2 separate regions of the Mus musculus genome follow, and region 2 is linked to region 1. Evidence: chromatin loops called from intact Hi-C (ENCODE). Cell type or tissue: heart. All regions are shown on one strand. Each heading gives the region's core, and the rest is flanking DNA. Links, peaks and the distances in the headings are about the cores only. Region 1 holds the start of Mms19 (MMS19 cytosolic iron-sulfur assembly component). Region 2 holds the start of Zfyve27 (zinc finger, FYVE domain containing 27).

Evidence for each region. A loop is a pair of places that touch in the nucleus more often than their neighbours do. Peaks named below come from ENCODE experiments on the same cell type or tissue, not always from the same donor. Only the 100,000 strongest peaks of a DNase experiment are listed, where the experiment ranks them.
Region 2: a loop joins it to region 1, with 2.9 times the contacts of the local background. A loop is called at or near these places in 1 of 42 quality-filtered maps.

What each region holds. Positions count from the first base shown.
Region 1 is chr19:41,976,684-41,987,127 of GRCm38, forward strand. Mms19 (MMS19 cytosolic iron-sulfur assembly component) reads right to left here and starts at 4,453. Exons shown (of 31, transcript NM_028152.3): 1 at 4,316-4,453. The coding sequence starts at 4,430. It overlaps Ubtd1 (ubiquitin domain containing 1), which reads left to right and starts at 5,080. Exons shown (of 3, transcript NM_145500.3): 1 at 5,080-5,325. The coding sequence starts at 5,256. In heart, for the core only: a CTCF peak has its summit at 4,205; DNase peaks (open chromatin) are centred at 3,918, 4,668 and 6,158; H3K4me3 peaks cover 3,193 bases; H3K27ac peaks cover 2,702 bases.
Region 2 is chr19:42,161,295-42,171,738 of GRCm38, forward strand. It overlaps Zfyve27 (zinc finger, FYVE domain containing 27), which reads left to right and starts at 9,273. Exons shown (of 13, transcript NM_177319.3): 1 at 9,273-9,491; 2 at 10,252-10,444. The coding sequence starts at 10,253. In heart, for the core only: a CTCF peak has its summit at 5,064 (motif pointing left); DNase peaks (open chromatin) are centred at 5,048 and 8,177; H3K4me3 peaks cover 391 bases; H3K27ac peaks cover 547 bases; H3K27me3 peaks cover 2,227 bases.

The DNA of each region.
Region 1 (10,444 bases), core at 843-8,842:
GGATTTATGTGGCCATCAACACAGAAGGAACAATTAGGTCTCTGTCTGATGGAACTGCAGCCTCTTGAGAATCTGGAGTGGTAGCCCAAGGAAGGGGGGACCAGGGCTGGGGTGCTGTGGGTAGAAGCGCATGAGCAGAATGGAGGGAAATCCCCCAGGAATAGGTTCTAGGCAGGCTCTTAAAAAGGCCATTTCTGGGGATGAGGATGTAGCTCGGTTGGGCAAGCGCCTGTCAGAGGCTCTGAGGTAGGTTTCCAGCACTGTATGGCGCAAGCCTGTAATCCTGGCCCTTGGATCATATAAGTGCAAGCTCATCCGCAGTTAATACAAGCAGTTTTCAGCCAGTCTGCTTACAAGAGGCCCCATCTCAAAATCAAAACAAAACAATAAAAACCTTCCTGATGATGCCACAGTCGTTTCTCTACAGTTACTCTTTACTCCTTAATAATTTTATTTCAGTAATAGTGGTTTCTTTGGGCAATCAAAACCATGGCAAAATAGAATGAACGCTGAACTAAAGGGAAACCCTAGTGATGGGGGTGGGAAAGTAGACCGGTGCTTCTGTTTTTGATTAAGTTACTTCTTTTCCCTGGCCCCAGGCTCAAAATGCTGGGTGCATCTAGGGTAGGCTTTTTTATTTCCTTCAAGCCTTAGAGCTAACTGGGCCTCAAATTCCACAGATTCTACTTGCTTCCTTAATTCTTGTCATACAAACTTTCCTTTTTACATTTTGTGTATGTGGAGGTCAGAGAACAATTTCAGAGAAACTGTTTTCTTCCCATCACGTGTATCCAGAGGACTGAACTCAGGATATCAAGCAATTTTTACTCACTGAGCCACCTCACTGAGCCACCTTGTTGGCCCTGAAGAGTTTTGTGGTGTGTGCACTCAGGCTAGTTCCAGGGGACTCTTGGTAGAAATGGTAGGGTAGGTCAGATGTGGGTACTCATAGACATACCTGTGAAACAAATCTGCTCGTGAGTTCATGAGCGGGTGGGAAATCTATTGGGGTTGGAGATGTTGTCTAGACCAGGAAATAAGGAAATACTGGGGGAACAGCACTAGCTGGGCCTTGACCATACGGTCTAGCTTTGGATTTAGATAAAGCTGGTGGAGGGAACAGGAAGGACAGCGCTTGGGAAACGGAGAACAAAGGCTGGTGCCTAGAACTAAAGGTCCAAGAGGCTAGTGGTGAGAATAAAGGCTGGGACAAGTACTGGCTATCAATGAGAGGCTGCCTGAGAGGCCTTCATTCCTCGGCTTCCAACTCATTTCCTTCCTAGTACTTGCATGTTCGTGGGAGCTGACAACTATTTCCACCAGGAACCACCAGGTGCCAAACAAAGATGGCAGTTCCCTTGTGATCACAAAGGATTCCTTCTGCATTTGTAACTTGTAAGTGAGCTGCTGCTTCCAAGGCTGATGTATGGGTTCAGTACTGCACAGACTGACTGACTCAGGCTGGAGAAAGTGCTCTGGGGATAGTTCAAAACTGTCCGCTTATCATAGTCTAACAACGAAGACTATGATCAGTTAAGACTAAGAATACTAATTTAATCCTTCCTAAATTTCCTTTCATTCTACAACCCTTGCTTAAAGGGCTGAACACCCATTACCTAAAACAAGCCATTCAGACCTTACCGCTGGAGTTCAGGGTTATATATAATCCGGCTCCATCAACCCATTCAACCTTACTGGCTACTATTCCTTTGTACCAACCTTCCTTTTGTTAAGAGGAATAAATTACAATAGGGTTCACTTACACAGGTACTACAGAGTAGATTTTAAACCATACATGCACTGGCTAGTTTTGTGTCAACCTGACACAAGCTAGAGTCATCACTGAGGAAGGAGCATCCGTTGAGGAAATGCCTCCATGAGATCCAGCTGTAAAGCATTTTCTCAATTAGTGATCAATGAGGGAGGACCCATCCCATTCTGGGTGGTACCATCCCTGAGCTAGTGGTCCTGGCTCCCGTAAGAAAGCAGGCTGAGCAAGCCACAGGGAACAAACCAGTAAGCAGCACCCTCCATGGCCTCTGCATCAGCTCTTGCTTCCAGGTTTGAGTTCCTGTCCTGAATTCCTCCAATGATTGACTGTGATCTCCGAGTACAAGCCAAATAAACCCTTTCCTCCCCAACTTGCTTTCTGGTCATGGAGTTTAGTCATAGCAATAGAAACACTAAAACAAGATGATAGTTCAGGCTCCCTTTTTTGACATAACAAAAAAAGGTATTTTATGAAAAAATAAGAAGGCAGTTATTTAAGCTGTCTTTTAAAGATGTGTTATGCATCCATAAAATCCAAAATTATTATTCCCAGAGTGCACAAATGTGGAAGAACAATTACAGATAACATTAATATAGTAACATCTATCTTGGTATGGGGGTGGGTTTAAGTATATCTAAGCTTCTGTGAAAACAACGGTCCTGATATATAGTTCACCGGATCTAAAGTTTACCCCCCAAACAAACCAAAAGCAAACACTAGTCAATGAGGAGCTCGATAAAGAAGTTAGAGATTAATGTATTGATCTCTGCAGTTTAAATGGGTAGGTTTGTGACAATTCAAATTAAAGAAAAAAATGTTAGTGATAGGCTCTAAGTAGTGAGTCTATGATCTTTAAAAAAAAATTTAAGTTGGGCAGGGGTAGTGCATGCCCGTCATCCCAGCATTTGGGAGGGGGATTTAGATCTTTGAGTCCAAGACCAGCCTGGTCTACAGAGTTTCAGGATAGCCAGGGCAACACAGAGAGAGCCTGTCTCAAAAGACAATACACAAACAGATAAATAACTAAAAATTAAAATTCTTTAGATTTTGTTAAATGCTGTGAAATCTCCATAGTAAAATCTGGGGGGAAATGGCATTGATAATAACCCATAACAGACTATACTTGATTAAGTTGTAAAATGTTATAAGCTTAAGTGCAAGTACCAGGGGCTTTATTTTCTTTCTGAGATTGGGGCTCACACTGTAGCTGAGGCTGGCCTAGAACTCACTAGCAAACTTGCCACCCCCCTGCCAAATCCTGGAACTAAAGGAATGCACTACCAAGCCCAGCCAATAGCAGGCATTTTTGCCCCTTGATGCTCTGGAACCATATATTTACCTCTTACAACACAGTTCTTTCTCTCACTAATTATAATAGTTTGATGGCCATAGATAGTATCTTATTTGTATTTCTGTCCTCAATTCTTTTCATGCTGGGTAAAAAATACGTGCTCAGAAATAATAGAATGGCAGAGAATGTGGACTATTGCTAAGGACCAACATATATTTCTAGCAGTTCATTTCTCACATATTCTAAAAATTAATCTGTTCAATTTGCTAAAGAAACTTCTTCACCCATAAACTTCCAAACATAATTTTTAAAAACCCGCATCTATATCCATTTTTTATTCTATTTCTTAAACCCGACACTGAAGGCCTAACATTCAACATTCAGAAAGAATTCTAAAGAGGCACCCTGGATTTGTTCAAATCCTGGATAAACTCGGAACTGAGAGATTCCTGAAATTGGAACTCTGGGAAGAAGGATAAAAAAATGGGACATTAAAAAGTTATAAATCTAATTTATCAAAAAGCCTATTTGGGGCTGGAGAGATAGCTCAACAATTAAGAGGACAGACTGCTCTTGAAGAGGTCCTGAGTTTAATTCCCAGCAACCATATGATGGCTCACAATCATCTATAATGGGATCCGATGTCCTCTCCTGGTGTGTCTGACAGCGTACTCACATACTATATATATATATATATTCTTTTTTTTAAAGCCTACTAAGACACATAAGTGAATCTTTAAAGACACTAGTCATCTACACGCCCACCGACCTAGAGCCAGACTGGCTCCTCCCCTCCTCCATCCAATTACAACCACTCAAACAGCTGGAGCGCACGCTACTTCCAGGAAGGCAAGAGGCCGGAGCGTAACCCTTGGAACCCAGACCTTCTCACCTAACACTCCGCAAACAACGCGGTCCTGCGGTGCAAGCACCAGGTTTGGACCAGAACACCCGAGTCCAAGTCCCAGCTCCACTTCCGGACTCGTCTGTGCCTTGCACAAGTCTATTACTCTCGGAGAAATGTAATGATTCTCTATGGACCACAGCGAGATGCGGAATGTAAAGAAAGCTTTAAGGAAGATGCAAGCGACTCTCCAACTTGTTAGGGCAGTAGCGCTCCCAGCGGGGGCAGAGCGGCCAGAGGACCAATCACAATCACCTCTCCCTTCACTCCCTTCCCGCCGCGCGCGGGTGCTGAGGCCGCTCCCTGCGGTCCGGCCCCTGCAGAAGCCTCGCGGCGTTGTTTGCCATACCTGCAGCCACCTGGTCAGCGGGCCCCTCCTGTTGACCCATGACGAAGTCTTGCACGAGGCCACACAGGGCGCCCATAGGCGCCACTGCCTCCTCCAGACCGGTGGCGGCAGCCATGACGCTAGCCAGAGATTGTGGGAGGGGGAAGTGGGTGTGGCTACGAGATGTGTCTCTCCGCGCACGCGCCTCCATGGCCAATAGTTGGGCGCAGACTTCAGGGGCGGGGCACCTCCAGGTCACGTGCCTGCCGGCTCTGGGCCAGGCAGTCCCTTCAGGGACCTAACGGCCCCTCCCCAGAGGGCGGGGCCTGGGCCGGGGCGCGGCTCCGGGAGGGGAAGTGACTGCCGGGCACGCAGCCGGGGCGGTTGAGGGCGCATAATTCCCGGCCGCTCTCCCCGGGAGACGGGCGACAGGGCGGGCACCTGGCTGGGTGGGGCCGAGGGGCGGTACGCATCCTGGGAAAAGCCAATGAGAAAACCAGACCCGGCCCGAGGGGCGGTGCCGTCGGTCACATGCGCACCTGGGGCGGCTGGCGACCGTGGCGCGGCCACCCCAAGCGGGAGGAAGGGAGCGGGGCCGGGCCGGGGCGGGGTTAGGCAGGTGAGTGACAGGCTCCGGGGGGCCGGCCCCAGCTGGGAGCTCGGAGTGATCCTGGAGTAGCTGCGGCGGTGTCCGCCCCCTCCCTCCGCCCCTCCAGCCGGGCTGGTCTCTGGCCGGGCACTGTCGCGGGCCCCCCTGGCCTGGCCACCTCCCTCTCCGCTGGCCCGCAAAGTTTGTGGCGAAGCCGGCGTCGGGCAGAGCGCTCCCCAGGGGAGATCCAGGAGCTCTCGATGTCGGGCTGCGGGAGTCGTTGACCCGGGGACGCCGCGGTTCGGGGCAGCAGCGTGGAGCAGCCGGCCGACCGCCGCCTCTGGTGCATGGGGGACCGGCTGAGAAGCCAGCATGGGCAACTGCGTGGGGAGACAGCGCCGGGAGAGGCCGGCTGCTCCGGGACACCCCCGCAAGCGAGCAGGTAACGCCAGGAAAGGCAGCGGGGTCCCGGCGCGCTGCCAGTTGGCCCTTGCCTTGCCCGAACCTTGGGGTTCCCGAGCGACCTCGCTCGGCGCCGGGCGCTTGGGTTCCCCCACGGCTTCTCGGAGCCAGACGGGGCCCTCCCCGGCGCGGGCTGTCTGGGAAGCGAGTTGGGGTAACTGCGAGCGCTGACCCGGCCGGGAGGCCAACTCGCTCCCACCGGGAAGCTGGGGATGGGGGCGGGGGCAGGAAATGTTTCCAGACCGCGACGAGGCTGGCGGAGGGGGCCAAGCGAGTGCGCCGCGGATCTGGCAGCCCCGGCCAGGGTCGGCCGGCGGCCGGCCGGGGCGCGGCGTGGGCAGCCTGCGTCCCCAGAAGTCGGAGCGATCGAGGCGAACACAGTCGCTCATTCCAGCGAGTCACTGTGTCATTATCGGGCTGCAGGTCGTTGTCTGCGGGAATCCGACTTGTAAAAAGCAGTGCAGGACCATGGAAAATAGAAATCTTTATTTCCTCCCACCTCTCCACACGGCTTTTTGGAGCCTCGGTGGCTGTCTGGGAGTCTAGGAAAGGTGGGGTGCGGGGTGAGCGTCGCCTTCGTGTTTGTTAGGAGCGTTCTCAGCTCTTGGAATGGGATCCCTCTCAGCCATGAGAATGGGATCTGCTCTCTGGCAATCTTCGAAGCTCCAGTAGCGCGGTCTCACTTTCTTGGTACACCAGCCCTGTCCTGGCGCTTCGTTTGAGGGTCATTTCCCTGTCTTGTACTCTCTTCTCTGGGGGTGTTGCAAAGAACTTATGCAAATGATAAACTGTGGCGCGCAAAAAGACCTTCAACACTGGACTGAATTTCCAGATCTACCTCTCTTTTATGTAAAAACACAGATCCAGAGAGGTTGGGCAGCTTCCCCTAAGTCACACAGTGAGTTAGAAGTGCAACTGAGGTTGGAATCCGGTCTCTTCCCCCTTGTTACCACATACCCCTTTATGTAAGAGGAGCCACAGGCGCAGTTGTTAATGAAGTGGAAACTCTAGTTGGAGTTTCCTGTCTGCTTTGACACTGAAGGTGTGTTGTTTTGCTTGTGTAAACTGGGAAGGAAGATGGGGAGAAGCACAGGGGAAGCTGGGAAGGATGTGTGTGTGTGTGTGCTGGACAGGATGACTTGTGCAAGCAGAAACGTTTTTATGGGAGGATGGAGTAAAACTTACAAATTCCTTTTGAAAGCAACCCTGGCCTTTCTTCTGACCAAGGACTTTTGTTCGTTCATTCATTCATTCATTTATATCATTCATACATTTGATCAAGCAGAAAGCAAATAATTTTGATTTCTTGTATGCTCCATCCTTGATCTTGCCTCGTGTTTTTATGGTTGACTACCCTTTCCTACCTCAGTCTCCGAACTGCTTTCTATCTCTGCTATCCTTATCCTGGTTTCCTTTCTCTATCATTATTTTTTTCCAGTTTTGAGGGTCAGGAGTTTACAGAAGCATTCTGCCATTGAATTGCATCTCTATCCTCCGATTTTCCTTTTCAATTTCTCTTGCCCACCCTCACCTGTTATACACCAGTGGCTCAGTCTGACAATCTGGGTTTCCTCATGACACTCCCTCCCAGAGATAGCTTACTTAGTTGCACAACTCTTTGTCCATCAGGAAGACCCCTGTCTCTTAGTTACCAGCTTGATTCCCAGACCCCCATGTCTAGGCAGACATCAGTACTGTGGATATCCTGGGGCTCAACCCATCCACAACAGGTTCTGCACATCTCTACCCGCTGTCCTGTACTCTGCTGACTTGTCCTCAGCTTTCTGTCAGCTCGTCACAGGAGCCTGCTAGTTCTTCCATCAGAGTCATTGTGTCTTACAGACATGCCCTTTCCCAAACCATCTCAAGCCCGGCTATTCCCCCAGGCTGCAGTGAGCTCCAGGGAGGGCAAGCTCACCATCAGTCATTCATCTCATACCTGCATACACTCCATCTAGAAGCCACTGTGTGTCCAGACTGCAGTTATTTTTGTTCAGTACCTTCTACCTCTACAAGGCCTTTAACTTTCAAGACTGGGCAAGTCTGGCCTGGTCCTTTTAGAACCCGATTGCTTCCTCTTCCTTGACATTAAGGCCAGTAATGTTTTCATACCTTTTCCACTTTAGGAGAGTCTTTCTTCAGATTACACCTCAAACCCCAAATGCATCCATCCATCCTATTTGCCTTCATTTCTTTTCTTTTGAGACAGGACATTTGCAATATAATGAAAACAGACTGGCCTAGAACTCCCTATGTACCTAGTATAGCCATGTACCCTAGCTTGGCCTTGAACTCTCTCCAGCCTCGAGTGCTGGGATTATAGGAGTCTACCACCACATCCTACCTTTTGTTTGTTTGTTTGCTTGTTTGTTTATTTGGTTTTTTTGAGACAGGGTTTCTCTGTATAGCCCTGGCTGTCCTGGAACTCACTTTGTAGACCAGGCTGGCCTCAAACTCAGAAATCCGCCTGCTTCTACCTCCTGAGTGCTGGGATTAAAGGCGTGCACCACCACACCCGGCTAATTTTTTTTTTTAAATCAGCACACAAGATGGGTTTAGTTTTTGACATTTTCATATATCTACATCACATACTCTGCTCATACCCATATCCCCTTGAAGCAGCCTGCTCAGCAGGCCCCCATCCCCAGCAGAAAGGTGGCTTCTGAGAACTCCTGCAGACACTTAGCAGTGCCATGGTGCCACTTTGTTAACAATTATCTGTTCTATATTATTAGTCATGTCTTTGAAGTTCACAGTCCTCTATCGGCAGCCGACGCTGTAAGCCTGAAGACCTGGCTTCTGTCTTTCCTTGTGTGTTGGTCTGTTTCTGTCCCTCACTTGCTCGCTCACTCACTCACACAACTATGTACACACAGTCAGCACTGAGCACAGTGGCTCCTACCAAGGAAGCCCTCAGCACTTGTTACTGTAGAAAGCTACCCTGACTTCATCCTGCCACTTTAATCTTTTATGCAAACATTTTGCTGAAGTATATTACTCTCAACTTTTTTTTAGCCTGCTAGTAAATGGTCCTTTTAATTCTGTGGACCCTACTATGAATAGTTTTATTCATAAAGTCCAAAGCCAAGGGCTACTCTGATGGATGACAGATTTGGTGCAAGGGGAGGGATCCCTCTTAACGTCACAGCATGCACTTGGCACCCTGTAGTATCTGTGGCTTTACCTTTTGACAGGGACACAGTTTCATGTTGTCAGACTGATGCCTCGAACTAGGAGGTGGCACAGAGGTAGACTCCTGGCCTATAACGTATAACTGAACCCCCAACACTGAGTTTAGGGTGTACCTGACCCTTCCCCATAACTGAACCCTAACTTTTGCTTTCTTTTGTCATGAGTGGGATGAACCCCTGAACAGAGCAGGTCAGGTCACTTGGCACCAAACCTGACAACCTGCGTTTAATCCTTGAGATCCACATAATAGAAAGAGAGGACAGCCTCCTGAGTGTTCTTCTTTGACTTCCACACTCATGTCTGAGACAGAGTGTATATGCCTCTGTGTGTGTGTGTGTGTGTGTGTGTGTGTGTGTGTGTGTGTGTGTGTGTGTGTGCACGCGCGGAGAGGTAGGACACGGTGATACACATTGTGAATCCTAGTACTCTGGATGCAGAGGCAGGAGGATCTGTGAGTTTGAGGCCAGCCTTGTCTACATATTAAGGTTTGGGCCAGCCAGGGATACATGATGAGACCCTGTCTCAGAAAACAAAACAACAAGAAGTTCAAGAGGAAGAGTCTGAAGTCTGGGCCTAGGCCTCTGACCCTGTGCACCTCAGCAGGGCTCTCTAAGCCACATTTCTACCTTGTCAGAGTGGACAGAATCACTGGAAGCCATCAGTGTTATCGTCTCCCTAAAGGTGGTTGTTCCAGCCGGGCGTGGTGGCGCACGCCTTTAATCCCAGCACTGGGGAAGCTGAGGCAGGCGGATTTCTGAGTTCAAGGCCAGCCTGGTCTACAGAGTGAGTTCCAGCACAGCCAGAGCTACACAGAGAAACCCTGTCTCGAAACAAACAAACAAACAGAAGGTGGTTGTTCTAGACTAGAGTTATTGGACTGAAATGTACCTCGCGATGGTACCCTTTGTCCTTAATTCTGTCTTCTCAGTCATTTGACAAATGAAATGGACTCAATGTCCCTGGTCAAAGAATCTCGGTCAGAGGACATTTGGCCTGAGTTGGTTCTCTCTGTCTACCATGTAGTTTGTGGCAGTCACAGACACAGGTGCTCAGTAGTGGTAGCAAGATCCTTCAGCCACTGCCATCTTGCTGGCCTGATTGTGACTACATTTTGGTTTTTTTGTTTCTTTAAATAGAGGTAAATACTATTTTTTTTTTTCCGAGACAGGGTTTCTCTGTATAGCCCTGGCTGCCCTGGAACTCACTTTTTAGACCAGGCTGGCCTTGAACTCAGAAACCCGCCTGCCTCTGCCTCCCAAGTGCTGGGATTAAAGGTGTGTACACCACCGCCGCCCAGCTCCATAAATATTATTTTTTAAGAGTTATTTTTATTTTATGTGTATTGTGCTTTGTGTCTATGGGTACCCACAGAGGCCAGAAGAGTGTAGAATCTCCAGATCTAGAGTTACCAGCAGTTGTAAACCATCCAGTGTGAGTGCACTGAACTCAGGTTCTCTGGAATAGCGGCAAGCACTCTGGACTGCTAACCTGCCTCTGAGCCCTCACAATAAGTATGATTTTCTAGTCTCGTTCCTGTTGGGAACTCATTTGAGTGCTAGTGATTGAGAAAAGGAATCTTGTGCATCTATGGTATTCTTCATTGTTTAGTGACATTTTAAATTTTTCTTGGGTAGTAACAACTACAGACACCAAAGACACCAATGTATTTTTAAATAATTTTTGAGACATAGTCTTTCATTTTTCTTACTAGTAGCCACCTTTAAAGTTACTTTTGTTTGTTTGTTTTATTTTTTCTAGACAGGGTTTCTCTGTATAGCTGGCTGTCCTGGAACTCACTTTGTAGACCATGCTGACCTTGAACTCAGAAATCTGCCTGCCTCTGCCTCCTGAGTGCTGGGATTAAAGGCATGCTTATTTGTTTGTTCTGCTCCGAATGCACCCTGAGT
Region 2 (10,444 bases), core at 821-8,820, 180 kb after region 1:
GGTGGGTTGTGGTTTGGCTCAGCGTTTGTATCAAGCAGGGTAAGGCTGGACCCAGGATAAATTAAGGAGTTTTTCATCTTATTCTATGTGCCGGGATAGTTTATATTTTGCAGGGAGGGGCTTGTTTGTTTGTTGGTCGGTTTTTGGTTTTGGTTTTGTTGTTTGGAAGGGGTTAAGACAGGGTCTCGATATGTAGCTGTCTCTGTCTGGTCTGGAATTCACTCTGTAGACCAAGCTGGCCTCAAGCTCAGAGGCACTCATCTGCCTAGGTGTCACCCCTCCCATTATTCCTGAGTGCTGGGATTAAAATGCATTATTACCATGCTTGACTAGTTCCCCACCTCCCCATGTTTTCAAACAGGGTTTGTGTAGCCTTGGCCATTCTGGAACTCATTTTGTAGACCAGGCTGGCCTTGAACTCACAGAGATCTGTGTGCCTCTGCCTCCCAAGTGCTGGGATTAAAGGCATGTGTGACCATTGCTTGGCTGCTAGTTTGGTTTTTAAAAAAGACGTTTATTTTGGGGTTCAGTGGATAAAAGGACTACTTGCTCTTGCATTAGTACACGGTTCCATTCCTAGTGCCCACATGGTAGCTCACAACCATCTGCAACTCTAGTTCCAGGGCAACTAATACACCTGGTATAGATATAGATATAGATATAGATATAGATATAGATATAGATATAGATATAGATATAGATATAGATATAGATATAGATATAGATATATATGAGGGCAAAGTCTGAAATACAAATAAATCTTTTTAAAAATATTATGTATTAGTTTACTTTTGTGTGTGTGTGCATGTGTGTTTGTATGTGTATGTATGTGTGTGTGCACATGCCACAGCACAGTTGTGGAGGCTGCAAGCAGGAAACAAAGATCATACTGGGATTAGCAGGACCACTTTTTTGTTTGTTTGTTTGTTTGTTTGTTTGTTTGAAACTGGGTCTCACAATGTAGAACAGGCTAGTCTCAAAATCAGAGATCTGCCAGCCTCTGCCTCCCAAGTGCCAGGATTAAAGGTGTGCGCCACCACACCTGAACTAGAGATTGAACTCAGGGCTTTGTGCACACTAGGGAAGCATCTACTATTCTGGGCCCAGAGTGTGATTTCCCCCCCAAGAAAGATGAAGGCTATTAAGGCAGGCATACAGGCACACACCTGTAACTTAGCCTTGGAGCCAGGAAGGTTAAAGCAGCAGATCAAGAGCTTGAGAGCCAGAGACCAGCCTGGGCTGGATACAGCAAGAACTTGTTGGGGCTGGAGCGATGGCTCAGTGGTTAAGGGTACTGACTGCTCTTCCAGAGGTCCTGAGTTCAAGTCCCAGCAATCATATGGCTCACAACTATCTGTAATGGGATCTGATGTCCTCTTCTGGTATGTCTGAAGACAGCTACAGTGTACTCATATAAATAAAAATAGATAAATCTTAAAAAGAAAAAGAACTTGTTTTTTGTTTTGTTTTGTTTTTTTGTTTTTTGTTTTTTGTTTTTTGTTTTTTGTTTTTGGTTTTTCAAGACAGAGTTTCTCTGTGTAGCCCTGGCTGTCCTGGAACTTACTCTGTAGACGAGGCTGACCTCAAACTCAGAAATCCGCCTGCCTCTGCCTCCCAAGTGCTGGGATCAAAGGCGTGCGCCACCACCACCCAGCAAGAACTTGTTTTTTAAAAAAATTCTGAGGTATTTACCCCCATATTCTCATGAAAGATATTCTGTGAATCCTTGGATTAATGGATGTTGTTGCCCAGATATTATAACAAAAACATTTTAGGAACCTAAGAAAATAAAATTGATTAATATTCATACATACTTTCAGTTTAATTTTTTAATATTTTATTTATTTTTATTTCATGTATATGACCGGTCTGCGTACATCTATGTCCATGCACCATGTTTGTTCTTGGTCCCTGTGGAGGTCAGAAGTGGGTGTCAGATCCAGTGGAACTGGAGTTACAGATGGTTGTGAGCTGCCAAGAGGGTTAGGAATTGAACCTGTGTCCTCTGCAAGAGCAGCCAGTGCTCTTAATCTTAATCCAATCTTAAGATGGAGAACCATCTCTCTAGTACCTCCTTTTAAAAAAACAAACATTTTTATAAGTTCTTTAGGAACTTCACACAATGTATTTTGACCACATGACTTCCCAACTCCTCCCAGATCCACCCCAACTTCTTGTCTTCTTAGATTGTTCATTTAAAAACTCCAATTTTTGCTCCACACATTTCTAGGTGTAGGGCTATCCAATGGAGCACAGTCAGTCCACCAGGAGCTGCACCTTCAAAAAAACCAAACTCTCTGGGCTAAAAAGGTGGCCAAGCAGTTTACAGGACTTGTTGCTCTTGTAAGAGGACCCAGGTTCAATTCCCAGCAACCACAGAGTGGCTCACAACCCTCTGTAACTCTGGTCCCAGAAGATCTGATACTTTCTTCAGACTTCTGTGGGCACCAGGCACACACGTGTTGCACATACATACACATAGCAAACACATCCATACACACAAATAAAATAAAATACACATAAACACTCAAAATAAAATACACATTAAATAGATGTGTATTTTAAACAAACCCCATAGCCCCTCCCCCCTGTCAGTTAGGGGTAGAGCTTGTGACCTCATTCCATGCTAGAATGTTGACTGAGGTTCTCCTCTCACAACGGTCCGCTGTGGGTTGTCTCCAGAAGTGGGGGATGGTCTCTACGAGGTACTTTCCCTCTGCAGTGAGCTGGCTGGTCCAGGAGGGAGGTAGCCGGATGTAAGTTTCTGACTTTTGAGCATCTTGGTCTGCAAGCAATGTTCAGCAACCCCACTCACTTCCTTGGAAGTCATATGCATGTGCAAAGGGGCTCAGAGCCATCGTCCCCAGACGAGCAGCCTCTGCCCATCAATCCGGTGGTTCTGTGTGAGGGAGTGTGTTATACGTGAGGGAGTGATCCCTGACAGGTTTTGTGGATGATAGTTAATTGCCTCTTTCGTGGGAGCCATGAGGTTTATTAGGGAGGTTTTTGCTGCTTTCCACTGTGAGAGTTTTTTGCGCCAGTGTTTGATGAATGGTTGTTTTCATGGCTGCCAAGAGCTGCTGAGTAAGGATGTAGCTGCCGACGTTCGTTGCCTTGCTGTTTGTCCAACAACTCACTGTCTCCCAGCTGGAAAGCTCATTACTCATGAGCTCTTCTTTCCCAGGTACAAGAACATAAAGATGTATTTATGGAGCACCGTTCAAGGGCAACAGGAGCAAAGCTGTTGATCAAAAAGAATTATACAGTCAAAGAGTGCATTTACATACAAAAGACGAAAATGCAAATGCTAAAGAGAACCCGAAGACATGTGCCAAACATTCTTTCCTTTTTCCATTCATTAAGAGAAGGGGAAGCACAATTCATACAACGTAGAATTCCACATAACAGTTTTCACTTCAAGATGAATTTTACAGAGCTAATATAAGCCATTGCTACCAGCTCATTCCAGAATAATTTCAGCCTCAAAAGAAACACTGTGTATCTTGTCAGTAACTCCGATTTCCCTCTTTGCAGCATAAAGTCTGTTCACACTATTCATTGGGCAGCATGAAGTCTGTTCACACTGTTGGGAAGCATAATGTCACACTGTCTGTTGGGGCAGCATGAAGTCTGTTCACACCATTTGTTGGGCAGCCATCACCACTGCCCCATCTGCAGAGCTCTTCCCATCTCACAGGATGGAAATTCTCACTAAACAACTCGTTTCCCTTCACTTATTATTTATGCATTTTAATAAACAGTCTGACTATGTAGCTCAGGCTGGCCCAACAACTCACAATCCTCCCTCTGACTTGCTAGTACTAAGGGTGCAGGTTTGCACCACCAAGCTCAGGTAGACACTGACCATCTAGTGTGTCAGGTCTCTATACTTGGTTTAAACTGGAGATGCCCAGATGTTGAATGTCTGCTCTCAGAAGCTCAGGGCACCACGGGAGAAATGCAGGGTGATGGCCGTCTACCAGAGGTAGGACAGAGTTCTGTCCAAGCATAGAAAAGGAGGCGAGGGGTTAAATGAGAGATGCCACCAAAGGCATTTAACAGGATGTGGGTGGTGAGTGGGAGGTGGTCAGGGGCACGCCCTCCACAGGGTCTCTGCTCTTCTCAGCTGCTAATGTTACTTTTGTATAATCTTCCTTCCACACTTAAAAAAAAAAAGTTATTAATTGCTGAATTGTTGTATTCGTTCTTATGTATGAGGCGTGTGTGTGTGTGTGTGTGTGTGTGTGCATGTGTGGGGAAGCGGTGCAGAGGGTGACTTTGCAGTTAATTATCTTTAGTCACCTTTATATGGGCTTTGGGGGTCAAACTCAGGCTGCCAGGTTCGTGCAGCAAGCATCTTGCCACCCCATCCCCGCCACATAAAATCAATACAGTATTGTAAAAGTGACTGAGTGCTATATGGGGAATTGGTTTCTTGCCTTGTTCCATGTTGGATTTCTTGCTCGGGAATGTTAGTCATAGTGCCGGTAAGACACTCAAGAATCCCTCTGGAGAGCCCCAGCTGAGAAGGTACCAAAACCTTCTTCCAGTGTGACTGTATGCTCATGCCAGCACCAAGTTAGCAGCCACTCAGCGCCAACGCTTACAGGGACAAAGCTCCATCCAGCCTCAGATGCAGGTGAAGCTAAGAACTAGCTGAGGTGTCATCCAAACCTACACACTGTCCATTCAAACACCTCCAAACCCTAGAGCCCTAGAATAGTGTGAGGCAGTGCATGTTAACTGCTCCTTAAGGAATTTTGTTTTTGTTTTGGAGGTGCCCTCTTGCCCAGGCCAGTTACCATGGTTCTGGGGATTGAATCCGGCCAGAGCTTTGTGTATGGCAGGCAAGAGCTCTGCCAGCCCGAGGTGTTAAGTTTGAACAATTTGAGAGACAATAATTTGAACAAGTATTGAGAGACATGAGAAAGATAAGGAATATTCTGAAGAAGTGAGAAAACAATAGAGCCTAGCACGGAAGATCTGGCCAGGAACCGGAATTTGAAGTGCAGAGATGATTCCGAAACTCACAGTTCTCGGGAAGGGTAGGCGAGTGCGCCCCCTCGTGGCAGAAATCATGCTTAACCATTCAACCTTCCCAGCTTGCGCTCAGAATGTCAGCTTAGAATTCCTCCAAAGGCCATCGTGAATTTTATGACTCAGTTATGTGGCCCATAAACACACTCCCGTAGCGATGCAAGACTATCCTCTGAAATGTCAAGTTAATGTGTTAAGAGTCCTCTCTGGTCATTTTCTGTTCTTTCTTAGCCTCTTGTTTTTATTTGCAAAGCCTGCTGATTCATGATTTTCAGGAGGAGACAAATATGTAGAATTCAATTATAAAATGTCAGAGCTAGGCCTGGAGGTATATCTAAATGCTATAGCACTTGCCTAGTATATGCCACACCCTGGGTCCCATTTTTTACCAGTACTGAAAATAACTAAGATAACCCCAAAGTATCTTATGAATAGGGCAAGGCTTTGCTCATTGTTCTGGTCTTTAGAGCCTTCTTTTATTCGCTGATATTTGTCCCAAAAAAACCCCTAGGAGTTTGGGAATCATATTCCCCAATCCGAGAGTAGCTGAAGGGGAAAATAAATATAATTAACATTGCCACCAGTCACAGCCAGCCTCAGGTCAGACACAGGTGGGAAAGTTGCCAAGAAAATGAAATTTGCCTTTGGGGAGAGTTACTGATGGTAGAATGCCAGGTGGTTAGGTCATCGAAATAAGCAATTTTTTTCTCTAAGGAAGGAGGCCTTATTTTCTTTGAGGCAGGATATTGCTATTTAGCCCAGGATGACCCATGGTGCTGGGATCACAGGTCTGCTCTCCCACACCTGACTGGAACAGAGGCAGGTAACTCTAACTCTCCCCTATGCTCAGACTTTTACTGGAGGAACCAGTGCGTTGTATTCTGTCTGAGTCGAATTAGTGCCTCCTATGGAACTAAGAGCTCCTGGAGACTTTTTTTTTTTAAACCGAGACAGGGTTTCTCTGTGTAGGCCTGGCTGTCCTGGAACTCACTCTGTAGACCAGGCTGGCCTCGAACTCAGAAATCTGCCTGCCTCTGCCTCCCAAGTGCTGGGATTAAAGGTGTGTGCCACCACTGCCCAGCGAATGAGACTTCTTATTTCTACCAGACCCAATGCACCATTTTAAGGGAAGAGATATTATACTGGGCCTTAGAGTGGAAGAAACGAGAACATGCAAACTTGGAAGATGCGGGCGTGAGTGCCCAGACCTTGGGGAGATACTGACAGGCATGAATCACTTGGGGAATAGTTGTGCTAGAGGCTAGGTGCATTGAAGTTACTCCAGCCAGTTTTCCCGGTAGCCTCAGTCTAGGCAGAGGATCCATTAAGCAAACAGGCAAGCGACTTTGCATGTGCCAAGTGCAGGACTGGGCAAGCCCAGGGAAGCAAGCCAGACGGACACCTATCCCACTGGGGTGTATGAGGGAAGACTCCCTGAAGAGGTGAGGTGAGCTCTGAGCTGAGCTGTGAAAAGAGTAGGAGGTGGTCAAAGCTGGAGCAGGTTCTGGAGGAGCCGAATATGCCTGGGCCTGGGGGGCGTGTCCCAGGGGCGTGTCCGGGGGGAGTGTCCCTGTGTCCATGAAGATGGTCTCAGGTGAGTATCGGAATGGGTAATGGTGTGTGTGCAGGAGGGAAGAGGGAAGAGTGGGAGCGGCTATGGACCCTGTAGGTTCAGGGATGAGCTGGGTCAGAAGAGGGAGAAGCGGGGTCTGCAGAGGCTGCGTGCTTGAGAGACTAAGGGGGCCCCTGGGAATAGTCATCCAAAGGAGGAGGTAGATTCCAGCAGACAGCTTTAGTACTACGTGTGGCATTCTAGACTTCTGGACCTCCTACAATGATGATGAGTCTCCTCGTCCTCCTCCTGGCCTTGAACTAGCTATGTAACTGAGGATGGACCTCATCTCCTGATACTCTTACCCCCATCCCCAAGTGCTGAGATTACAGCCATGTACCTGGAGTTGATGCTGGAGATCACACCTAGGGCTATGCAAATACTCTAGCAACTGAGTAGAGTATTTCATTAACTCTGGGTCTACATCACTAACTCTAACCAGCCCCAGGTCCTCTGCAAGAGCAGCAAGTGCTGTTAATTGATGAGCCACTTCTCAGTGCCCACCCACAACTAACGTTAAAAAAAACATTATTATGTATGTGGTGTGTGTGTGTGTGTTTGCAGCTGTGCATGTGTGCATGAGAGGAGGCAAGAGGACAGTTCTGGGGAATTGCTTCTCCTTCACCATGGGGCTGGGGGATTGTACTCAGTCCTTCAGGTTTGTACAGCAAGTGTTTTATCCACCAAGTCATCTTGCCAGTCCACAGATTTTGAGCACTTAAAATGTGCTGAGGAGCTGGGCGGTGGCACTGCACGACTTTAATCTCATCCCTCAGGAAGCAGAGGCCAGTCTGGTCTATAGGGCGCATAGTGCCAGTGCTCTAGCTTCTGATGACATTAGCTAACGGCTGATGGTGAATGTGAACGTGAATGCAATCCCCAGGGAGGGTTAGAAGCAAGGAAGGTGGCAGATAGATGACATTCAAGGGAAGAAAAACCCTAAGGAGACCTTGAGGGTAGGAGGCCAAGAGAGGTGGTCTCCTGGACGCTCAGGTGGGGAAAGGAAGAACAGCGAAGTGTCCAGTGTTGCTGAGAGCTCCTGCAAGGAAGACTGGAAATGTTCGCTGGGTGTGGCAGCCAGAAAGGCAGAGGTGACCCAGGAAGACGGGATTACAGTTGGCGAGGGCTGAATAGGTGAGGAATGAGCAGAAGAGCGGGCAAGTCAGAGGAGGAAACAAAAGTGGAGGTAAAGAAATTTCTTGTGCATCTTGTCTCCAGGCGAAGGGGTATTACTGAGAGTAAAGATTTCAGAGCCTGTGGGACAGTGACCAGCCTGAAGGAAGTGAGGAGAGCCCAGATTCCCAGTGCAGCTGAGTCCTGGCTGAGGAGAGCAGGCGTGCCTGTCTCTCTGAAAAAGAGATGCTGGACGAGATGTCAGTGAAGCTTTGGGGTAGCTCAGAGGAGGGGTTATTGTCGGCTGAACAGCTAGGGAAGGCTGCTCACAGCTGACTCCTGCTATGATGGCTTGCTTGGGTTTGGATGGAAGCAAGAATCGGGGCAGGCAGGTGTGACAAGCAATCTGAGGACTTGGCAAGAGTCCAGGGCCCTTGCAGGTAACAAAGAGGGTTCAGCTGGCTGAGACTGAGGCACCTGAGAGAGAACAGCAGGACAGATGAAGCCAGTGGATGCAGCCTCGTGTGGGTGGTGGTATGGCTGGGGTTGCTGGCATCCAGTGATGTATTTGGCTCAAATCCCAGCTCCGAGCAGTTTATGTGCTGTGACATTAAAGAAGTTACTTACCATGACTACAACTCCTCATCTGTGAAATGGTGATAACCCCGATAGGGTTATTGAAGGAGGAACAGATAAGATAATGTGCACAAAAAGCTTAGTGTACTGCCTGCCTGCTGGTTAAATGGAAACCCATGGGAGGTGTGTTTTAAGGGACAACAGCTGGGTCACAAGATGTGAAGAGGATAGAGCTAGGAACGGCCTGCACAGGACCTTGAACACAGCAGCTACGGACCACCGTTCCGTCTCTGCTAATGTTGTAACCCTCGAAATTACTGATACTACTAGAGAAACTTCAGTGTCGTGTACAGTTTGTCTCTGCGTTCTCACGGCAAGCACTATAGCAGACAGCTGGTTTCTGTGCTGCTGTGTCTTCCTGCAGCAAGCCAGGGGCTCTCTCACCGTTAAAATGGCACTACCCATAGGCACCTGACATACAAGATGTGTTTTCTGTCTTCCCTAGGTTCTCAGAGCTTCTATCCACATTTTCTTTCTTTTTTTTTATCCTTCTCCATCCCTGCCCCCACACGCCCCACTTTTTTTTTTTTTTTTTTTTTTTTTTTTGAGCCAGAAGCTCCCATAGCCAAGACTGGCCTTGAACTTGCAATACTCCAGCCTCAGAAACCAAAAGGCTGTGGTTACAAGTGTGTCACCACGCTAGACTCTCTAACTGTCCTTGCTGTAATGTTCCGGAGCTAGGCTGGCTCCCAGGTCCTAGGACTCCCGGGCATTAAACGAGTCATCTCTTGGGTGGCAGGAACAGAGTTAACCAGAAATTAGCCAAGGAGGGAAGAGTGCGCAGGCGCAGTATCAACGCGCTTGCTCACCTGCGCTTGGGTGGGAGGAGCTAAGCCCGGAGGCCGGACCCAAGGCGGGACGGGCGCGGTGACGTCACGGGCGCGCCACCGCAGAGTGAGTCGCGTCCCGGAAGCGACGGCGGTGGAGGGGCAGACGGTTCCCGGGTGGACCTGCGACTTCGGAGCGTCGGTGGGAGGTGGCGTGGCGTGGCGTGGGGTGGGGCGGGCCTGGCCTGAGGGACCGCTCCGGGGCTTGGTGGCCCTTCTGTCCCCCTGGCCGTTCCTGTCTCTTCCTTTCCTGGGACAGCGTCCGGGTAGGTGACGACCGTGACGCCCCAGCCTCACTGTATTTATTTACGGAGCCTGGCCCTCCGGCCCTCCCACCGCGTGTGGGTCGCCACCTGCAGGCACAGCGACCTTAGGCGTGTCCTGCCCTGCGCGGCCTCAGACAGGCTGGTGGTCTGGGCCTCTGTCGGCACTGACCTGCTAAGCCTGTCTCGCGCTTGCTTGGGTTCCCTTTCTCCCTAGCTCGTCCTGTCGAGAGTTTGGGGTCCAGTCGACCCCTTTCCAAGTGATGAATGGGAGCCAGGGTTAAGAGCGTGATAAGAGTGTTGTTAGGAGAAATTCATGAACCTCTGGGAGCCCTGGTAAGGGTCTCCCAGTGTACACTGGCGCGTTCATAAAGACTTCCCAGGACAAGATGGTCCCCCTTACCCTGACACCTGAAGGAGGAGCTAAAGATAGGAGAAAGATGTCACAGGACATCTTTTCTCTTGGCATTACCTACTGCCTTCTTTCAACAACCTGGTTATTAATGGTTTATATGCTCTTGAAAGGTCTGTGAGGGAAAGGAGCGTTGGAGGGGCTCATGAAGAGTGATAGGCTTTATAGCGAAGACATCCCCTTCACCCTGCTACTTCCTACTTCAGTAGGAATAAAATTTCTTGCAGTGTGAGATGGGTATTCGCGTTCACCTCTCACAGTTAACCTTAGGAACCACACGAACTGTAATGCAAGGGGGAAATGTGTTGTAGTCTGGAAGTGCATCGTGAGTGTAGGGATTTACGATTACAGAATGCAGACTTCGGATCGGGACCTGAGTGGGCCGGAGGCGAGCCCCAGCGGGATGCCTGAGGTTCTCTCTGAGTGTCCACCTGCCCCTACCAAGTCAGCAGCGTTTGATCTCTTCAACCTGGTCCTGTCCTACAAGAGGCTGGAGATCTACCTGGAACCCCTGAAGGATGCAGGGGACGGTGTTCGATACTTG